Linked DNA regions of Homo sapiens: region 2 is linked to region 1. Evidence: chromatin loops called from intact Hi-C (ENCODE). Cell type or tissue: IMR-90. All regions are shown on one strand. Links, peaks and the distances in the headings refer to the core of each region. The heading gives the core; the rest is flanking DNA.

Evidence for each region. Hi-C counts contacts between places; a loop is a spot of excess contacts. Peaks named below come from ENCODE experiments on the same cell type or tissue, not always from the same donor. Only the 100,000 strongest peaks of a DNase experiment are listed, where the experiment ranks them.
Region 2: it touches region 1 in a loop (1.9-fold over the local background); 20 of 110 quality-filtered maps call a loop at or near these places.

Annotation. Positions count from the first base shown.
Region 1 is chr2:109,236,008-109,245,537 of GRCh38, reverse strand. All of the region lies in intron 1 of SH3RF3 (SH3 domain containing ring finger 3), which reads right to left. It also overlaps a transcript of RANBP2 not described here. Among named protein-coding and RNA genes, the nearest start is that of MIR4266, 73 kb to the left of the region's middle. RefSeq lists enhancers at 6,418-6,507, 6,548-6,637, 6,788-6,977. In IMR-90, for the core only: no CTCF peak of the experiment used is centred there; a DNase peak (open chromatin) is centred at 3,977; H3K27ac peaks cover 2,064 bases.
Region 2 is chr2:109,165,991-109,175,520 of GRCh38, reverse strand. All of the region lies in intron 1 of SH3RF3 (SH3 domain containing ring finger 3), which reads right to left. It also overlaps a transcript of RANBP2 not described here. Among named protein-coding and RNA genes, the nearest start is that of MIR4265, 29 kb to the right of the region's middle. In IMR-90, for the core only: a CTCF peak has its summit at 3,986; DNase peaks (open chromatin) are centred at 3,470 and 3,890; H3K4me3 peaks cover 239 bases; H3K27ac peaks cover 2,325 bases.

The DNA of each region.
Region 1 (9,530 bases), core at 3,021-5,520:
AATAAAAACTTAATTTACTTTTTATTTCTAGTTGACTCTTAGAAAGGAAAATAATCAACTCACATAGGAAGCACTAATGTGCAAATTATTTTGCCAGACTCTGAGGGTCTGAATATCCAGACAAAAACCACAAAGAAACAAAAATTACATGAAAGCACCAAGAGGGAATTCCAGTTACAGCAGAGGTTGACACTGTCCCCAAGTTGGGGACAGAGGGAATGACCACAGGCATGGGCCTCACCTTGACCATGGCAGCAGACAGCTCTACTCCTGTCTCTGTGGTCTGAAAACCTCAGAGCAGCCAGTAAGATGACCCTAGAGAGACAGGAGCTATACATTCACCAGGAGCACAGAAGCCACATGGCAAGAACCCAAGTGGGCTCCAGCAGGGGAGCTTCCCGTGAGATGGTGGAGGGGCTCTCATTCTATCTGCTGAGAACTGGGCACACTCTGCTCAGCAATGGGTCCCTCAGCACAAGGCTGCCCAGACAACAGGACTAAACACTTAAAGGGGACGCCATCCAACAACAAAGACAGCAAGAACTGTACTCACAGTTCTCCATAGAGATACTGGCACCTGATCAAGTCTCAAACCCAAGGGCAAGCTCAGGGCCAGCCAACTTTGTCTTGCTTCTAACTTGTGTCCACACCCTGCAGAATATGACGATGGCACAGGCTGCAGTGGGAAAGGTGTGTAAAACCTCCCCTGTTCTCAGGCCACCCCTCCAAGGCCAGCAGCAGGAGGGGCACCTGCCCTGGGCCACAGGCTGCCTCAAGGGCCCGGGCATTGAGGTTCTGAGTGACTTTGACTCCTGTCTCTAGAGGCTGTGATTCTCAGTGCTGCAGATAATACCATCTCCATATTTCCTCCCTGTGTTTGCCTAACAGAAACTCCGATATCTTCTCCTGCTAACTGGCATTCTTGGGTTTTCCTCATCCTGCCAGCTTATTCCTATAGCAACTATTAGGTGGAACAGCTCTCATCTTAAAAACAGTTCCAAACAGCTTAGGGCCCTATAAATTTAATTTTCAATCTCACATTTGGCATTTGTTTGGGGGTAGTTCCAACACATCAGGAAGACAGAATTGCATTCATGGGCAAAAATCAGTACTGATGGTTTTGCCTAAAGACTGAATATAGTATTTACTTTCATAATACCACCTGAGGTTTATATATTAGGACAATTCTGCTCTGTGTCACTTTTCTCACCTGCTCCTAGATGCAAAATGTGCACATTTGCCTGAAGAAGCTGTTGCATAATGCTTTGTTGTACCTCCTGTGTGCTTCTTAAATGTTTTATGCCCCCGTCATGTTTTATCTCCAGCTCGGATTAGAATCCATTGTTTTGCAGTCCATAAATAGTACATCCTTCAAACAGTACAAAAAAAATAGCTACAGAGGATTTGCTGAATTGTAAGTTCAAGGAAAACTATTCTTTCTATCAGGATTCTAGGCAATCTAGGACCAACAGAGAAAATACCCTCGCTACAATTACCCATCTCACTGTTTAATGATCACTGCTGATGGCAAAAACTTCACCTATGAGCACATGAGCTGGGCAGGGCAAACAGAACCACCAAGTGCCCATGGCTGCATGTCGGTGGCATGAGCTCTTCTGGTGTCTAAGCCTCTCTCACTCACTACTCACTCATCTATTTACTCACTCAAGATCTTTCTAAAGCAAACCAGATCACGTATTGTCCTGATTACAGCCTTTCAATGGCTTCCCAACGCACAGAGAACATGTCCCAAACTCCTTTCCTGGATTGCAAAACCACTCGGGCCACCCCGAGGTTCTCTGAAAACACCATGCTCAATCTCTCCTTAGTCTCCCTGTACCAGGCGATTGTCCCCGACCTTTGCCTCCCTGGCCCCTTCTCACCACTCATATCTTCAGCTCTCAGTTTAGACACCATCTCTTTAAAAATGTTCCCCAGCCACCAAATATAAAAGTCATTCTCTGTCATTCTCCATTATAGGTTCCCATGGTGTTAATTACCTGTATGTCACCTGCCCCATCTGACTTTTTTCATGAGCATTTCCTGTTCATTGGCCTCCCTGGCTGGAATGCACACGAGGAGAATACGAAAATCCCTTCCTCATTTGCCACCACACACTTGATGCAAGAAGAAAGGACAGGCACTCCAGCATGTGCCCCGGGAATATCTGGTAAGGGGTGAACAGAAGGAGACTAAGCACATGGAATCTCAGGGCTGCAAAAGCACACGGGAGTCTCAGGATCCATGCGGTGTACGGCTGACGCCGGCTCTGGCCCAGGACTGGCAGTTGCTGATGGGTCCCTCTACTGAGGCAGGGGATCTGCAGACCTCTCAGCTACTGCTCAGACCTCAAGAAGCTTTCCTCAGCCCTTACAAGACACCTGCACAAGGCAATAGCCTGCTCCCAATTGTCTGCCTGAAAGACAACACCTCCCATCTCATCTGCTGCTGACGCTACAGGAATATGAACAGCCGATTTCATTGTTCTCACAAATCACGACACTCTAAATTCAATTTCCTTAATAGTCTCAAACACTCAGAATAACAGAACCATGAGTCACGGAAGTCCGACTCAGCCTCACACAGAGGACAAGAGTCCTTTGGCTGCAATTCCTGATTTCCTAATGCTGTTCTGTGAGGTTTTTGGATGCCTGTTCCCTTTGTGAGAATAGATAATCTGAAGCAGAAGAAAAAGGCCCTATTGCTCTATTTGGGCCACAGAGTGAGGGTCCCCATCCTCTCCAAACTTGCCACACCCCAGCCTGAGGACGTCACTGGGGAAAGAAGATCAAGGCCCAGCTGTGGACTCCAAACCTCTGAGCCCAGACCAGGGCTCACGAAATGTGTCCTGACTGTCTGGCCAAGCAGCCATTGGATTAATTTTACTGGAGTTTTCACAAGGTAGGCACAGCCCAGTAAGGAAAAGTCAAAGCAGGAGGTCTCTTTGGGCTAGGCCGGCCTGGGGCACGGTGGTCAGTGCAGACACAGGCTTCCCACTTGGCCTTGTTGCCATTCACTCCCGCTTCTCCAGTGGCCAATCAGTGCCTGTGTCACTGGGGCGGCTCAGCAGGAAGGCCTGGCCCCATTCTGAGCCCCAAGGCCCAGGACTCTAGGCACGGGCTGCTCTATGGGTGTGACCATCTGCAACGAGGCACGACACAGACAGGAGACAAGGTCCTCAGTGTAGCAGCCAGCAGACTCAGCTGGGAGCTTCTAGACTCCCAGGCCTGGCTTCCACCCAATTGGTGACATTAAAACTGCTAGGGGGAACCCATGCCTCAGGACTACAAAGCTCCCCAGATGGTGCCAAGGTGCTACCAAAGTTGAGAACAGCAGGAAAAGGGGCCACCTAAGCTAGGACACCAACACAGACAAGAGGGGAAGTGATTCCTCAGGGAGCCCACCATGACCAGGGAAAACAGGAGGCGAACAGAGGAGCCACCCTGTGTGGCAGGCTACCTATGACACCCCCGTCTACACCAGAGCCAGCCACTTGCAGGACGAAGGACTGGGAAAGGGAATCCTCTTTCCCAGTCTGATCACTCACAGGTGTCAGGCCAAGAAAACCACCATGAAAGCAGCACTCTGGGGAACATCGTGTCTCAGGTCCAAGCAGAGGTGGTGGGCCCCTGTAGTCCCAGCTACTCGGGAGGCTGAGGCAGGAGAATGGCGTGAACCCGGGAGGCGGAGCTTGCAGTGAGCCGAGATCGCACCACTGCACTCTAGCCTGGGGGACAGAGCAAGACTCCATCTCAAAAAAAAAAAAAAATTATTCAAGACACTAGGGAAACACGCAGGGTGGGAACAGAAAACTGGCAGATACAGAAGCCAGAGAAGAGGGACTGCAGGGACTGGGGGAGAGAACTGCCGAACCCTCACCATGGCGAGGCGGGGAGACAGAGAGTCCCAGGGGCCCTCCCAGCAGAGCTGACCGAACCAAGCCAAACCTCAATGCCTGAGGCCAAGTGGGAGGGAAGAAGGTTGTGTGGGAGGGAGGACGGATGGTTATAAATCTGATTTTCTGCCAACAAAATGTAATACGAGCTTATGTAGGAAATTTCAAAAGATATAAAGAAAAAAAAAGGACATTCCTAAAGTATTTCTTCCAGCCATTTTTTCCCCCAATGCATCTATACCCATATGGCCCTAGAAAAGGGGAGAGGGTCCCACAGCAAGATGAATTTTGTATACTTTTTTTCCACTTCAAATGCTCCAATATCCGTCCATCTTTTATAATGGCCATTACTACAAATGAATTTGTCTTTTCTGTTGTTGTTGTTATATTCTTAGGCTGGAATTGTTAGGTCAAGAGACAAACAAACTGCTTTTTCAGAGAGTTTTTGTTTTGAGGTATGTAAGTACAAACTTATTTCGCTCTCTTCTTGTCATCATTGACTGTCGACTAATTTGTATTAACTTACTAGACAATGAAGCTTCTCATTCTCAGAGCTTACTACTAAGGCCACTTATTTTAAACATATATTTTTAGTAATTATTCTTCTGATGCTCTATAGAGTTCTTTTTGGCCAAAAGGGAGGCATGGAGTTTTTGGGGAGATGTGGACTTGTTTGGATGTGGATTATAAGGAGGTGAGGGAGAAAGAAGATGGAACATGAGAAAAGAAGCGGGGAGCAAGACAGAGAGACAGAGAGAGAGAGATGGAATCAAGTTCCCAAGGGCAGGGGTGGGGGTGGGGGTGTCAGGAGTCCAGTAGGAAGAAGTAACCTTAGAAGAGAAGAGAAACCCCTCAGGGTCTAGAGAGGAGAAGGACGACAGGAGGAAATAGGAAGAAGCTCAGAAGGAAACAGAAGGGTGCTCAGAGGTGGGAGGGAGGGAAGATGAAGGCATTCTCACCTAATGGCCTCTCTGGTTCGTGTGAAATAATCCGTCAGTGGCAGGGGATATTAGAGAAGCTGAAGGTTTGAAACTGCAGCAATGAAAAACCTATTTATCCACAAGTCAAAGTGCCACACCAGGGGACTCTGCTACTGATAGGGACCATCAAGCCCAACCCTGACTCTGGTTTTAGTTTTTGTTGTTTGTATTTTGTTTGTTTGTTTTTTTGTTTGTCGCCCAGGCTGGAGTGCAGAGGTGCGATCTTGGCTCACTGCAAGCTCCGCCTCCCAGGTTTAAGCAATTTTCCTGCCTCAGCCTCCCAAGTAGCTGGGATTACAGGCATGAGCCACCACACCTGACTAATTTTTTTGTATTTTTAGTAAAGATGAGGTTTCAACCATGTTGGACTCCCGACCTCAAGTGATCTGCCCTCCTGGGCCTCCCAAAGTGCTGAAATTATAGGCGTGAGCCACCATGCCTGGCTTCAACCCTGATTTTGCATGTGAGAAAACTGAGGCCCAGAGGTGATAAATGGGTGATCCATGGTTCCACAAGAAGAGAGGGCAGTGCCAAGTCTAGAATCCCCAGGTGTGGTTCACCCACTATGCAATACAACAGCCTTCACTCACATAAGAAAACAGAGAAGGGTCTGGGCCAGAGCCCCGGCCACCACTACAGACAAGTGACTCATCTATCATGAGCCAGCAAGCATTCCACAGAGGATACCCAGCTGCAAGCCCCACTACAACTAGAGCACATTTTGCTATCAGTCACCTCCGCCTGGCTGCCAGTGATTGAGTGACTCCTCACCTTCAGCACACATTTCTCTAAGTCTCCAAGGAGACGGTCGGAAATTCTGTAAGTTGCTGTGAGCTGTGGGGATGAAAGGCAGGTGGCCGTGAAACACCCCTCCCAAAGACAAGGGACTCCCACAGCAGTGCCGCCAGCTCCTTTCCACAGGTGGCTCCATTTAAGCTGGAGCACTTGGCAGAGCAACTCCCTCCCTAAAATCTATTACTCCACCAAGAAAGCTCTTAAAAATCAGTGGCTTCATCGGCCTCTCTTTCCTCCCTGTTATCCTGGATGATCACGCCTGGCTCTGTACCCAGTCTCGTGTGTGCAAACAATGGTGTCTGCCCACTAACCCCGTGTCCCTCATCGGACCGCAGAGTCAAATATGGGGCCAAATTCAAAATCACTTCAGAATATTGTAGTCCGTTTGTTCTAAAAAGCTTTTACTTGATTGGAGGCAAGGAGCAGGGAAGACCCCAATTTTCACTAGAAAACTGTATCCTTATTCTTATTCAGTTCATTTTTGTGTGAGGAGAAAGAAATGACTACTTTGGAAATGACCCATTGAATCTTAACAAAAATACTCCTATAGCCCCCTAGGAAGGGATAAAAGCTTCCATACAGAGACCCCCAAGAAAACAAATCCATGTGAGAAACCCAGGTGAGCTGTTTGCCATCCGTATTTACGGACCCCAGCTCTTTTCGGAGCACTGTGCAGGGCTCACACCCAGGGAAGAAAGAGGTCTGGGGAAGCTCAAAGTGCTCACAGAGTTCTGAGCTCTGGGACACTCGGAAAAGACGTGTCTTGGACGTCTTCTCCTGTATACAACCATCTTGACATTTGGCACTGCATAAACCCAGGGAACTTGCTTATTTTTATTACATTTAACATTGTTCTGTCTACCAGTAGCTTTTCCTCTCATGAACAGAAAGAACTGGAGGCAGAAAAGCCAACTGAAGGGCCCTCTCATCTGTTGTCTCTGATGCATGCACCCCCTCACATAGAGCCAGTGACCACAGTGGAGCTGTATCCTCCCTTGGGACAGAGAGAAGGGACTGCCCCCCACACTGGCTGCTGTCCTCCAGGGCAGACCACACCTCGCCGGGTTTCATCAGGGGCCTTGCCTCTGTATTGCAAGAGCCACAGAGGATGCAAGCATGTAGCAGCTGCCTGGGGGAAGGAAGTCTTGAGCAACAAGGGCATCCGGTCCTCTGTGGAGTGAGGCCATCCTGTGAGCACTCTCCTCCTCCATTCATCACACTCTGGGTTTAAGAAACTCTGAAACAGTGGCATCCATAATGCGAAAAAGAATTCCTGAAAAAATGTCCCCTCCAAAGTTTCCAGTTTCCAGCAGAGATCGCACCACTGCACTCCAGCCTGGGCAACAAGGTGAGGCTCTGTCTCACTCTCACACACACACACACACACACACACACACACACACACACACACACACACAAATATACATAACAAACAAGAAATGTATAAATTAAAGAAAAAGAGAAAATTTTTTAAAGCACCCACAATCTAGCTGTCATGCTCTGGTAGTTGTCTTCCAGCCTTGTCTCTGTGCATAGATTTATAAGATTTTTAAAAATACAGTGATATTAGTGTACTTGCCATCTGGTATCCTGCTTCATTTTTAGAGCCAACACTTTTCTATTGAATTAGTCTTCATAAAAACCATTTTATTTTATTATTTTTTTTTAAGAGACAGGCTTCACTCTGTCACCCAAGCTAGAGTGCACCCGCATGATCATGGTTCACTGCAGCCTCCAACTCCAAGGCTCAAGAAATGCTCCTGCCTCAGCTCCACCTGGGATTACAGGCAGATGCCACCATGCTTGGCTAATTTTTTAATATTTTGTAGAGATGGGGCCTCATCATGTTTCCCAGGCTGATTTTGAACTCCTGACCTCAAGTGCTAGGATTACAAGCATGAGCCATTGCGTGGTCATAAAAACCATTTTAATTTGGTGGCATAACACTAAGTTAATTTATATACCATAGCTTATTTAGCAATCTCCACACTATTAATAATATCCAAGTTGTTCTTCATTTTTTGCTTTATTTTATACTAAAATGGAAACTTTGTGTAGAAAGTATTTGTTTTTTGTGTTTGTTTTCAGGATGATTTTCTTTTGGAAGATCCCCAGATGTCATCGCTAAATCAAAGACACGGGCATTTAAAAGTAGGAGTGTCCAATCTTTTGTCTTCCCTGGGCCACACTGGAAGAACCGTCTTGGGCCTCACATAAAATATACTAACACTAACAATAGCCGATGAGCTTTAAAAAAAATTCACACACACAAAAATCTCATAATGTTTTAAGAAAGTTTGCGAATTTGTGTTGGGTCACATTCAAAGCCATTCCCTGGGCCACATGCAGCCTGCAGGCCGCGGGTTGGACAAGCTTGTTTTAAAGACTTCCAATCCATCATGCTGGTTCCCAAAAGCATTATTTCACCAGCCTTCCACCAACCTTCTCCATAGACTTGTTAAGACTGTGCACTTTTTTATACTCTTTGTTACTTTGAAAGCTGAGAAACAACATTTTTTTTCAATGTGTACCTCTTTGATTACCAAGATCAAACATTTCTCCATGTTTTCTGATAAAGATAAATGTCTTCCAACATTAATTATTGTCAGTTCCTCTACTGACTTATTTCTATACATTCTTTGCTGGTGGTCTGGTTTTAGTAGTTTTAAACAACCACTTTTAACAGAGTGTTCATATATTACAAATATTAACTCTTTAAAATCTATTCCGTGAACATCTTTCCTCCATGTGTATTTTGTCTTTTGGCCTGACATTCTTGTTTATTTCTTATTTTAACATTGTTTGCAGTGAGATGATGTCACTGCTTTCATTTGTGTTGGCTTCTCTACCTTCTAAGTTTAGCTTCCCCTGATCTTTCTGTGTCCAGGGTCTTTAATATTAAACCCTTAGGCCAGTTGAAATTTCTCTGGGGACTGCCTCTCCCTGCCCTAGAACTATACTTATGCCTTGTCCCCTGAGCTGTAAGTACAGGTCACTGCAGCGTTTCACAGCCGGAGACTGTACCTGCAATTTTGATCTCTGAGGAGAGTCCTCTTAAATGTATAGGCTGTTTCCTGGCTAAGAAGGCTCACCCCTCACTTCAGGGCAGCACCAGTTTGCAAACAGGAAACAGTCCATGCTGTAAGAATAAAATAAGGGGCAGTGTCACCTGGGATTTCCTTTCTTCGACCTTGACCTTTAGGCGTCTTTAATCTCCCCATTTGGGCAGCATCTTCTCGTGGTAATGTTAATGGTACTGTCCCTGTTTCTCAACAAAATAAAGCCCTCATTCATTGTCATCTTCAACCAAGTGTATGCAAAGAAATAACCAAAACAAAATATACCATTTATTTCCTACAATGCACTGACCCAAGAAGACCACCTTTTCTGATTCCTAAAAAACACGGCTCACAGCTGTGTGCTCAAGGTGAAGTTTGAGGAGAAAGAGAATGGAAGTGATGCACAGCTTACTCCAATGACATGGGAGCTCTTCCAGAGTGCTTCACTGGGATGCTCGCACACTCTGGAGGCACTGCTGGGCATTGCTCATTATTCCCCTGCCCCGACACTGCATGCAGAAACAACCTGGACTTTAGGACCGAGGGGAATTTGGTCATTAATAAGAGGTCCAAAGGCAAGTATATTACATTGTAATTGGGAGGCAGTTTTCACTTCCAGAAAGTTTTCTTTCTTTTGGCAGTGATTAAGAGTTCTAAAAATGTCCCCCAGAAATAAACTATTGATCTTGGAGAGGTTCAAAATGTGAATAGCTTCATGCATATTATAATAGGTCAAGGCGAAACCAACCCCACAGCCTCTTAAAGTAAGGGCAGTGAGCATGCATATTATAATAGGTCAAG
Region 2 (9,530 bases), core at 2,514-5,013, 70 kb after region 1:
TTGTTTGCTCTCAGTTAATACTTGTTGAGTAAAGGAACAAACAGATGTGAAACCACCTGCCAACTCGTGAAGCTTCCTGGTTACACAGACGACTGCCAAAAAGTTTGCATTTATTTCCAAGTGTGCCTGAATTCACCAGCGTTTGCTTTTCAATGAGCTAACCTTTGTTTCTGTGCTGCAGGATGAAATACAAACCCCTCAGACATCTCATCAAGATAAAACCATGCAAAGATTAGCGTGCCAATAGGGGAAAGGATGAAGTACAAGTGCCAGGCAAGGAAAACAGGAAGCACCACAGGCCATGGCACCAAACTGACGTCACCACTGACTCTGAAATGATGGACTCCAATTTCTAGTCTGGACCAGGACTAGGTCCCGGTTTAGTGGGACTGATAATGACCAGGACTACTAGTAGGCATGAATGCACTTCTTAGCAGCATCTCAAAATCATTTAAATATGGGATTTTGCTGTGCGACTCAAATAAAGGCTACTCAAGGAAGCCAAAAGACAGTTGGGCAATATATTGTTTTGGAAAAAGGTATAAATCACTCTTTAAATATACCCTATTTAAGGCAAATGCAAGGACTCTCCCCATTAGATGACATCAGTGCTAGACAAGCCTAAAAGAGAATCTGAAATATGTTGACAGAGGGGCAGAAAGAAACTGCCTGTGCTCCTGCTATCCTATCCCTGAAGCTTGCACGCTAAGCCCCTGCCCTCATGGGTCTGCCAGCAGGGCTCCAGCGAGTGAGCCACACAAGGCATCATTTCCAACTTTTCCTCCAAAGACGCTGGGTTAAAATCTCCCACCTCAGTGCATGTGCCCTATCCTGAAAATATCATCTTCCAAATATATTACATTTATTAACCATTTATCTTCCTGTTCCTTATCAAACATAGCAAGGCTTCAGCCACCTAGATACGAACACCATAGCCACAATGGAGGGAATTCCAGACACCATGGGTTGTTGTAGAAAGACCACAGGCTTTGATTCCAGGACTGCCCGTTGCCCTGGCTGGGCCTGGCAGCAGCCAAGTGAGTGTGGCCTGGTGCCTACTCTGATCAGGGCACCACTCTGGTCCCACCCACGCCCCAGCTGTGGAGTATTGGCTGCCAACTGCATGAGGTATGGTATAGAAAAAAAATGAAAGGAAGTCAAAAACCCAGCACCCAGTCTGGTACACAGGAAGCATCCCCACATGTCTGTTCCTCTCCCCTCTTGCCAAAACAAAGCAACTTAGTCCTTCTCTCTGCCTGTGTTTCCCAGTCATAGATAAAACTGTGATGTCCACCTTACTCTTCGAAACAGTAAAATGGCCAGGGACATCCATGGCTACCTTCATGAACTCCACAACATCCTGGAGCCTCTGGTTGGGAGGCTCTGCCCTATGGCACAGCCCTGCTGTCCTGAAGCCACTGGGGCCACTGCACAGGCAAGGAAGGCTATGGGGACACTGTGGGAGCAGCCACCAAACCGCACTGCTGTGTGTTCTCTGAATCAAGGACTGAGCCCAGTGCTTTCCGCCACCAATGCCAGTCTCAGGACTCAGTGCCCACAGCCTGAACCCGACATCTGCTTTAAAGGGCATAAGAATTGGCCCACACCGGATTTCACATTCCTAATGAGAACATTCCAGATGAAGCAACAGCAAAAGAGCTGAGTCTGAACATCCAATTCCAAGGACGACGGCAGTGTTCCAGCCCCATCGCATGCCTTTGGTCAGGGGCCGACACTGAGCTCACAGCACACACCACAGGCAGGCTACCACAGTCCCTGGTCCCCCTAGACACTGCCCCTCCAGACAGCGGATTTCCCATCTTACATTCACTGTCTTTGCCGTGGGTCTCCTGCTCACATCCCACTGTCTAATGAGTCTCAGCAGGGGTCCATGAAAGGGCCAGACGGTAACCACTGCAGGCTGCGGGGTCTGTGTGGCCTTCCCCGCAGCCACCAGCTCTGCTGTTAGAGCTCTGTTGTTAGGCAGCCACAGACAATACATAGCCTGCAGGCAGTGTGCCAACCCCAGCCTTAAATCTGCCTGTGGGTAAGGCAGAGTCAACTGGAGAGGCAATGAAGAACTATGTCATTTATCCGAATTCTTCCAAACCAAGATAACCCGCCTTTATCTGAAACAGTCACACGATAGACAACCCAGGCAGGGACGGCTCGGTTGATAACGGGCAGAGCACAGGAAGGAGAGTCTGAGGAGAAAACGCAAGTGCAGGCTCAGGAGCCTCTCATCTCAATCCCAGGTTCTGAGCCAGACAATTCTTAAGGTTCTTTTCAACTTGATAATTACAGAATTCTAAGAACCATGACTCAGTCTGTGTTCGATTTCCATGAAGAAAAAAAGATTCCAAAGCCCTAGAAGTTACAAATTTTTAAAATTTGAGTTAAAAAAAGATGTTCATTTATTGAAACTTAAATAGATCAGAAAACATGAAGAAGAAAGTAAAATTTTCCCTTAAATCCCACCACCCAGGGATGACCAACACAGACTTTGGAAGTCTTACTGACATCTGCGTGAAGACAAGCGCAAGGTCATACATGACACTCAGTGTGTTCCCACAGCTACCAGTCACACAACAGTTATACCCACAGACAAGCAATTGCTTTGAACATGCACGTTTATTTTGGAAGAGAAATACTGGACTCAGCTAAGGCAGTGCTCTTCTACAATACTCACCAGTCGAGGCTTCGTGCTGGCACTGGGAAACTTAGACCACTTCCGTAACCCACATGCAGTTTGGTTTCTTAGCTAGGACAAAAAGTCCAGCATCCCTGCCAGAGCTCAACATGGGCAGACATGTGTCCCCATTTCTAAGACAAGGAAAATGAGAGCCCAGCAGTATCAGATCCCAAACAATTGCTTCCTGCTATGGGCTCCGGAGAGGTGATGCTGCTGATTCAAAACACCAGCCTGGGTGGCCAGGTGCAGCCCAATAATCCACACTGTTTGGAATAACAAGAGCTAGGACGGGACAAGCGGAGGGAGGTAAGAAAGGAAAATTACACCATTAAGGACTATTTTCACTGCAAACACCAAGAGGATAAAAGTTTGCTATCTCAATAAACGTATTTTAATGTTTTTAGGTTACAGTCACAGAAAAAGGAAGACCTCCAGGAGCAGGGAGAGGACGGCTGAGCTCCGTGCATGGTGAAGAGGGGTTTGACCGCTGGCTCGCGCATTTCCACGCTGTTTGCAAGGTCCTTGTCAGGAGAGAAACAGCACAGGCCACACGCAGCTGTTGCCCACAGATCCCTGTGGCGGCTGATACTTCAGACGCTGTGCTCAGAGGCCTGGCTGCCAGAGGACCCTGGTCTGAGAGCTAATGCACAGCTCACTCATCGGCATATTCCAGATGGCTCCGGGAGACCTGCTCCCCACCCGCTCTGCCCCAGGTCATTGCCTGGAACTGGGAAATGACGTGCATATCAAGTTTTCCCTCGTGCTCCAAACCAAGCAACCAAACAGGCCCTCATGGAGCCCACAGTGCTGGGCCCTGCCTTTTATTGGGAAACGGGCGACTCAGCTGAGAATCACGCTGAAAATAAACAAGCTCACCACAGCGAAAGGAGGGAGTCAAGGCTGGGCTCGGCACATGCATGCCCTTTATGGGAACACAGAATGGGAGTTTCAAAGTGAATCCATATAAAACACAAATAGAACATCTTCATTCCTGGATGACAGGCCAGCTTGGGGCAGGCAGCCACTCCCCGCTGCAAGTGAGCGTGGCCGGGATGCACGGCAGGGAGCCAGCCAGCGTGGGCACCAGGAGGGCAGCGCCAGGCGCAGGGGCTGGGCCTCTGGAAGGCATTAGCTGCACCGAACTCCCAAAGGCCCAGACTAAACAGCCCTGGAGCCCTGGATTCATTCCCGCACAGGAAATGTCTCAGAGGCAGCTCTGCACAGACCAGGGGCGGCGAGAAGGAAATAGCTCCCTGTGCTCCGTGTTCTAATGCACTTCCCTGGCCCGCCGCGGGCGAAGCCACAGCGCTGACCATACCCGCGAGCCCAGCAGCAGTGAGGGGTCGGGGTAGGGGGGCAAGCGTGGAGCAGGAGGGGAAGCATTTTTGTTAGGAAGAGTATTTCAAGTCAATATGCAGATAATTTTCTCCGAATATTCATAGTCACTAACAACAAATAGCCATCATTTTGTATAGAGATGACAAAAACTTTGAATTCTTAACAGGCTATAGATAAGAAATAGATATGACAAGGAAATAAAAGGACATTCAACTCTACATATATAACCAAAACAACCAAATACATGTAAGCAAATACAGCCATAATATGGTTATATTTGGTGATGTATGTACTTTATATACATAAATAAACCAAAAAATGTACATATATATAAAACAAAACAAAACCTGAATGATCTAGGTGCTGCAGATTACTGAGGAAGAGATAAGTCACACAGCAAGTGAGCTACATAAAACCAGGATGCCCATGAACCAAACCAGGACACAGACTCCCCCAGCCCCCAGCACCTGGCATGCAGGTGTGCCTCCCGGGCTTGGTTCCTGTGGGGAGCGCCCTGTGTGCCTCTGTGCCTCAGCACCCAGCCCGGTGTGGGCTACCTGCAGGCAACAGCTGCTTAGTGAGGTGATTTATCAGTCCTCTTTGAACAGAGGAAGGTGACGCAAGGTAGCTTACTGAGGGGAGAAAAGCGCCCTCTCTGTTCACAGGTAAACTATGCCCTGTGCACCTGGATGTCAGCTTCCTGAGAGAAACAGATGGGTCATCCGCACCCCTTGAGCCCCAGTGCCTGGCACATGGTCAATGCCCAACAAATATTTATTTAATTAACAAATAACAACCTCAGACTGTGGAGCAGGATGAACCCTTAGGAAATATTCTGTTTGACCAGGCACAGTGGCTCGCACCTGTAATCCCAGCGCTTTGGGTGGCCGAGGCGGGTGGATCACGAGGTTGAGGTCAGGAGATCGAGACCATCCTGGCCAACATAGTGAAACCCCATCTCTACTAAAAATACAAAAATTAGCCAGGCATGGTGGTGTGCGCCTGCAGTCCCAGCTACTCAGGAGGCTGAGGCAGGAGAATCACTTGAACCCGGGAGGCGGAGGTTGCAGTGAGCCGAGATTGTGCCACTGCACTCCAGCCTGGGCAACAGAACAAGATGTGGTCAAAAAAGAAAGAAAGAAAGGAAAGAGAGAGAGAGAGGAGAGAGAGAGAGGAGAGAAGAGAAGAGAAGAGAAGAGAAGAGAAGAGAAGAGAAGAGAAGAGAAGAGAAGAGAAGAGAAGAGAAAAGAAAAGAAGAGAAGAGAAGAGAAAAAAGAGAGAGAAAGAAAACATCTCGTTCATCTGCAGATAAGGAAACAAGAGCCGACGATGGTATTAGGGGTATGTAAAATTATAATCCTCTAAAACACCTTCATAGCCTAAGGAAACTTGTAGAGATTATAGTTTCTGGCAAAGTGTTTTGGCCAAAATGCCATGATTATCAAAACTATAACAGTTATGAGCCATATGAAGATAAAGGACTATTCAGGAAAATAGGATGTGATGTTTCTTTTGTTATCAAGTAAAACATTAAAGTCTCTTAAAGATTTAAAACTCATATACTTCTGCACTTCAATATAAAGCACCTGCCATGCATGCCAGGTGCCAGTGGGAGGGAGCATCTGTGTTCATGGAAGTTCTGGTTTTATATAGCCCACTTCCTATGTGACTTATCTTTTTCTGAGTAATCTATCAGCCTATTTGATTTTGGGGGGTCATGTGTGTGTGTGTGTGTGTATGGTTGTTTTATACATATGTATTTTGGTTATATATATAGATATATATAGAGAGAGAGATATAGCCAAACAATGAAAACAATTAAACACATGCTATGTTCAAATACATTGCCCAACCCTATTAAACTTATGGAGAGCTATCCTACTTGCTAAGCTCGGTCAGTTTGTTCAGCATAAAGCAACTTTATGCCTTTAGCCTGGACCCCTTAGAAGCTACAGAAATGAAAATGGACCCATGACCAAGAGAGCACAGAGCAGAGATAAGAAGCTCCCTCCAGCTTCCTCCCCGACAATTCAACACCCTCCTCCACCACAGGGAGCTGAGCTGTGTTCTTCACCAGCACAGCATCATCAGCCACATCATCACCATCATAGTATGGAGCAAGGGACCCTTCCTGAAACTTGGTGGGCTCAGAAATTAATTTCATACCACCAATGGATGGTACTATGAACTTGGCAAAAATAATATACCCGCCTCTCAGCAAGTACAAACACTTTCCAAATGATTTTAAATGCTTAGAGACAAACCAGCACTGTTTGTCCCATAGCTGGTTTTCTAACCACAAATAAAGTCACAACTCAGTATTATTAAATAGTACATATGACGAGATGTGGGCCTTACAACTAACAAATCTACCAGCAATCCTGCTCCAAAGAATTCTGGCTCCTCCAAAGGCTGCCTCAGTGGTGGTTCCTAGTGCCACTTCTCAGCCCTCAGTGACCAAGGGAGAGTCCTGTTAGGCAAACTCATGAGCTGCCTTTCTTCCAGGCCACACACCACAGGTGACAGCTCAATGTGTACTGAGCCCTCGAGAAGATGATGAAATCAGGTTTGGCTCAGGAGTCCTGAAGATACAGCAGAGAACAGGCCAGCATGCAGCGTTCCATTCATTTGTTTCCAAAGACAACTCTCACTGAGGTCTTAAAAAACACAGTTGCCCACCAGGAAGACAGAGATCTACTGTTCAGGCTTAATTCCTACTGTGAAGAAGGCAATGAGAAGGGCCAACAGTGCTGATGGCCTCTCAGAAGCCAGTGCCAGAAGGCATCACAACAGACCCAAGAGAAGGGAACTCCTGACTGAAAGGTTTTCAGTTTGAGCAGCTGCCAGTCCATGGCATCGATTTGTAAGATTCTTACCACCTACGGCCAGATCAGTCAGTCTGGGCAACATTACAGTCCGAAGATTAGAAGTAGGAAGAGACTAAGGTCAAGTGTAAGAAGATGTTGCAGAAGGTCCCCCTCTGAACAGGGAAGCCCTCTCCCTCCTGCTGAGAGCCCATCTTGCCCTCTCCCTCCTGCCAAGAGCCCATCTCGCAAGCACAGGAATCTAGCTAGCATTAGCAAGGCTCTTGAAGTCATCATATTTTTCCATTCATCTCACTCCTGATAGCTGGGTTCTGAACAAAGACAGCCCTGCACTCTGAGATCACTCACCAAATGACCAGAAATAATGCAAGAACAGGAATGTCATTTCCCAACAGTCAGACCCCATCAGGTGGTGAAAATGTATAGTTTTGATCTCTCCAGAAAAGCTCTGAATTTGTAACCCAATGATGCAATGTTTGCAAATCACAGTCTTCATTGCTGTTTTGGCTTCCTGAAAGCACACAATTTAAGCCTAACAAGGAGGCACTCAACGCATCATAAAAGCCCTGTCTTAATTGGGTGTGTAGGATGATTTCATTTTAGTAAATGAAAGTCCCACAGAGACTTTGCACAGAACAGGCTTCCCTCCCATGCCACATTTAGAGAGATCACCTTGTATCACTATGTTCAACATTTAATAAATGTTTCTCTACATGTGAAAGATACAACAATAAACACAACTATAGCTCCTTACCTGATGAAGCTTACGGTCAAGTGGAGAGAATTCAGACACTAGGCTGGGTGCAGTGGCTCACGCCTGTAATCCCAGCACTTTGGGAGGCTGAGGTGGGTGGATCACAAGGTCAGGAGATCAAGACCATCCTGGCTAACATGGCGCAATCCCACCTCTACTAAAAATACAAAAAATTAGCCAGGCGTGGTGACAGGTGTCTGTAGTCCCAGCTACTCGGGAGGCTGAAGTAGGAGAATCGCTTGAACCCAGGAAGCTGAGGTTGCAGTGAGCCGAGATCGTGCCGCTGCACTCCAGCCTGGGTGACAGAGCAACACTGTCTCAAAAATAAACAACTAAATAAATAAATGAATTAAATAAAAGAATTCAGACACTAAACAATACCAATGGGGGATGACTGGGGAAATACAATGTAAAACAGGAAATAATGAATAAGACACCAGCTCTCCTAGCCTGGGGGTTATTTCTACCAATCATCACCCCTTGCCAGGATATAAACCTTCAAGTCTCCCCAATACTTTTATATCAAATATGGTCCAGGCATCAGAGAGAGCTAATAATTCAATTCATGTTCCACCTGCAAGTGCTGAGAAGTCTTGTTCTAATTGGTTCTACCGCATCTCCTGTACCTATGATTTGTCAAGCAGCTACATAAATTGGTAGCTACATTTTGGTCTAAAAATGCCACTTTTCTCCGCCATCATCCTTTTTAAAAATATGGCTATCCTGGTTCTGGAAAAAATGGAAAAATGAAATCCCATATGCCAGGAACCATATCATAAAGAACACTTACTAGAACTACTCCTGAAGCAGTTCTGCTATTAATTTAACTTCTGGGTTCCCACTGGCCTGACCTCCATGGTATTCCCACGGGACACCGATGAGTGGTGTGTATTGTTCTTTTAGCATTGCTCAAGCTACTTAGCTTGCTGGAGGCAAAGGGGATGGCCCTTTTACAAGAAGGTAGATTTATGGATGCATCATGTTGCATGCATAAACACAGTAATGGCATGTTTTAAAGTAGTAAGCCCTAAGTATAATGTATAGCTTAAAAATCTTGTTAAAATCATATATGGGGGATTATAGTTTTATACTTAAGTATAGTTTTGTACTTACAGTTTTAACCTATATAGTTGAAAACTGAAGCTAGATGCCAGAACCTATGGCAATCACCAATAAGATGTGGAAAAAGGAAGAAGACATTCCAAATTGCTTTGAAAAAGAACTTCAGGTCTTTATTTTCTGCTCCCTCGATTCCTTCTGCTCAGGACTTCTCCCCTTCACTCCCTCACTGGAATGTCTCAAAATATTTTCTGTAAATTTTTTCTGAATAATCTTTTCTTACTGACTCTTCCATGACTCAGCATGGCTGACATTGAGCAGAGAGAGCTGTAACACTACCAATGAGCTTGACATAGAGGTGAAGGGCATCTTTCTTTCTTTTTTTTTTTTTTTCTGTCACCAGGCTGGAGTACAGTGGCACAATCTCAGCTCACCACAACCTCCGCCTCCCACGTTCAAGTGATTCTCCTGCCTCAGCCTCCCAAGTAGCTGGGACTACAGGCACACACCACCACACTCGGCTAATTTTTTTATTTTTAGTAGAAATGGGGTTTCACTATGTTGGCCAGGATGGTCTCGATCTCCTGACCTCGTGATCCACCTGCCTCAGCCTCCCAAAGTGCTGGGATGACAGGCATAAGCCACCGTGCCTGGCCTGCATCTTTCCTTTGAAACACTGAGCACTGAGGGAAAAAGCCAACCATATTAAGAAGTCTGCACTACTTCTTTGTGCCTGACCCATTCCTAAGCTCTGCCCCCACCAGTCTCCACTCTGAAAGGTGCCACAGCTCTCCAGTGAGGCTCACCAAGGTATGTATCTACAGAATGAGCAGCAAACTGGGGGAAAAGGAAAAATGAATAA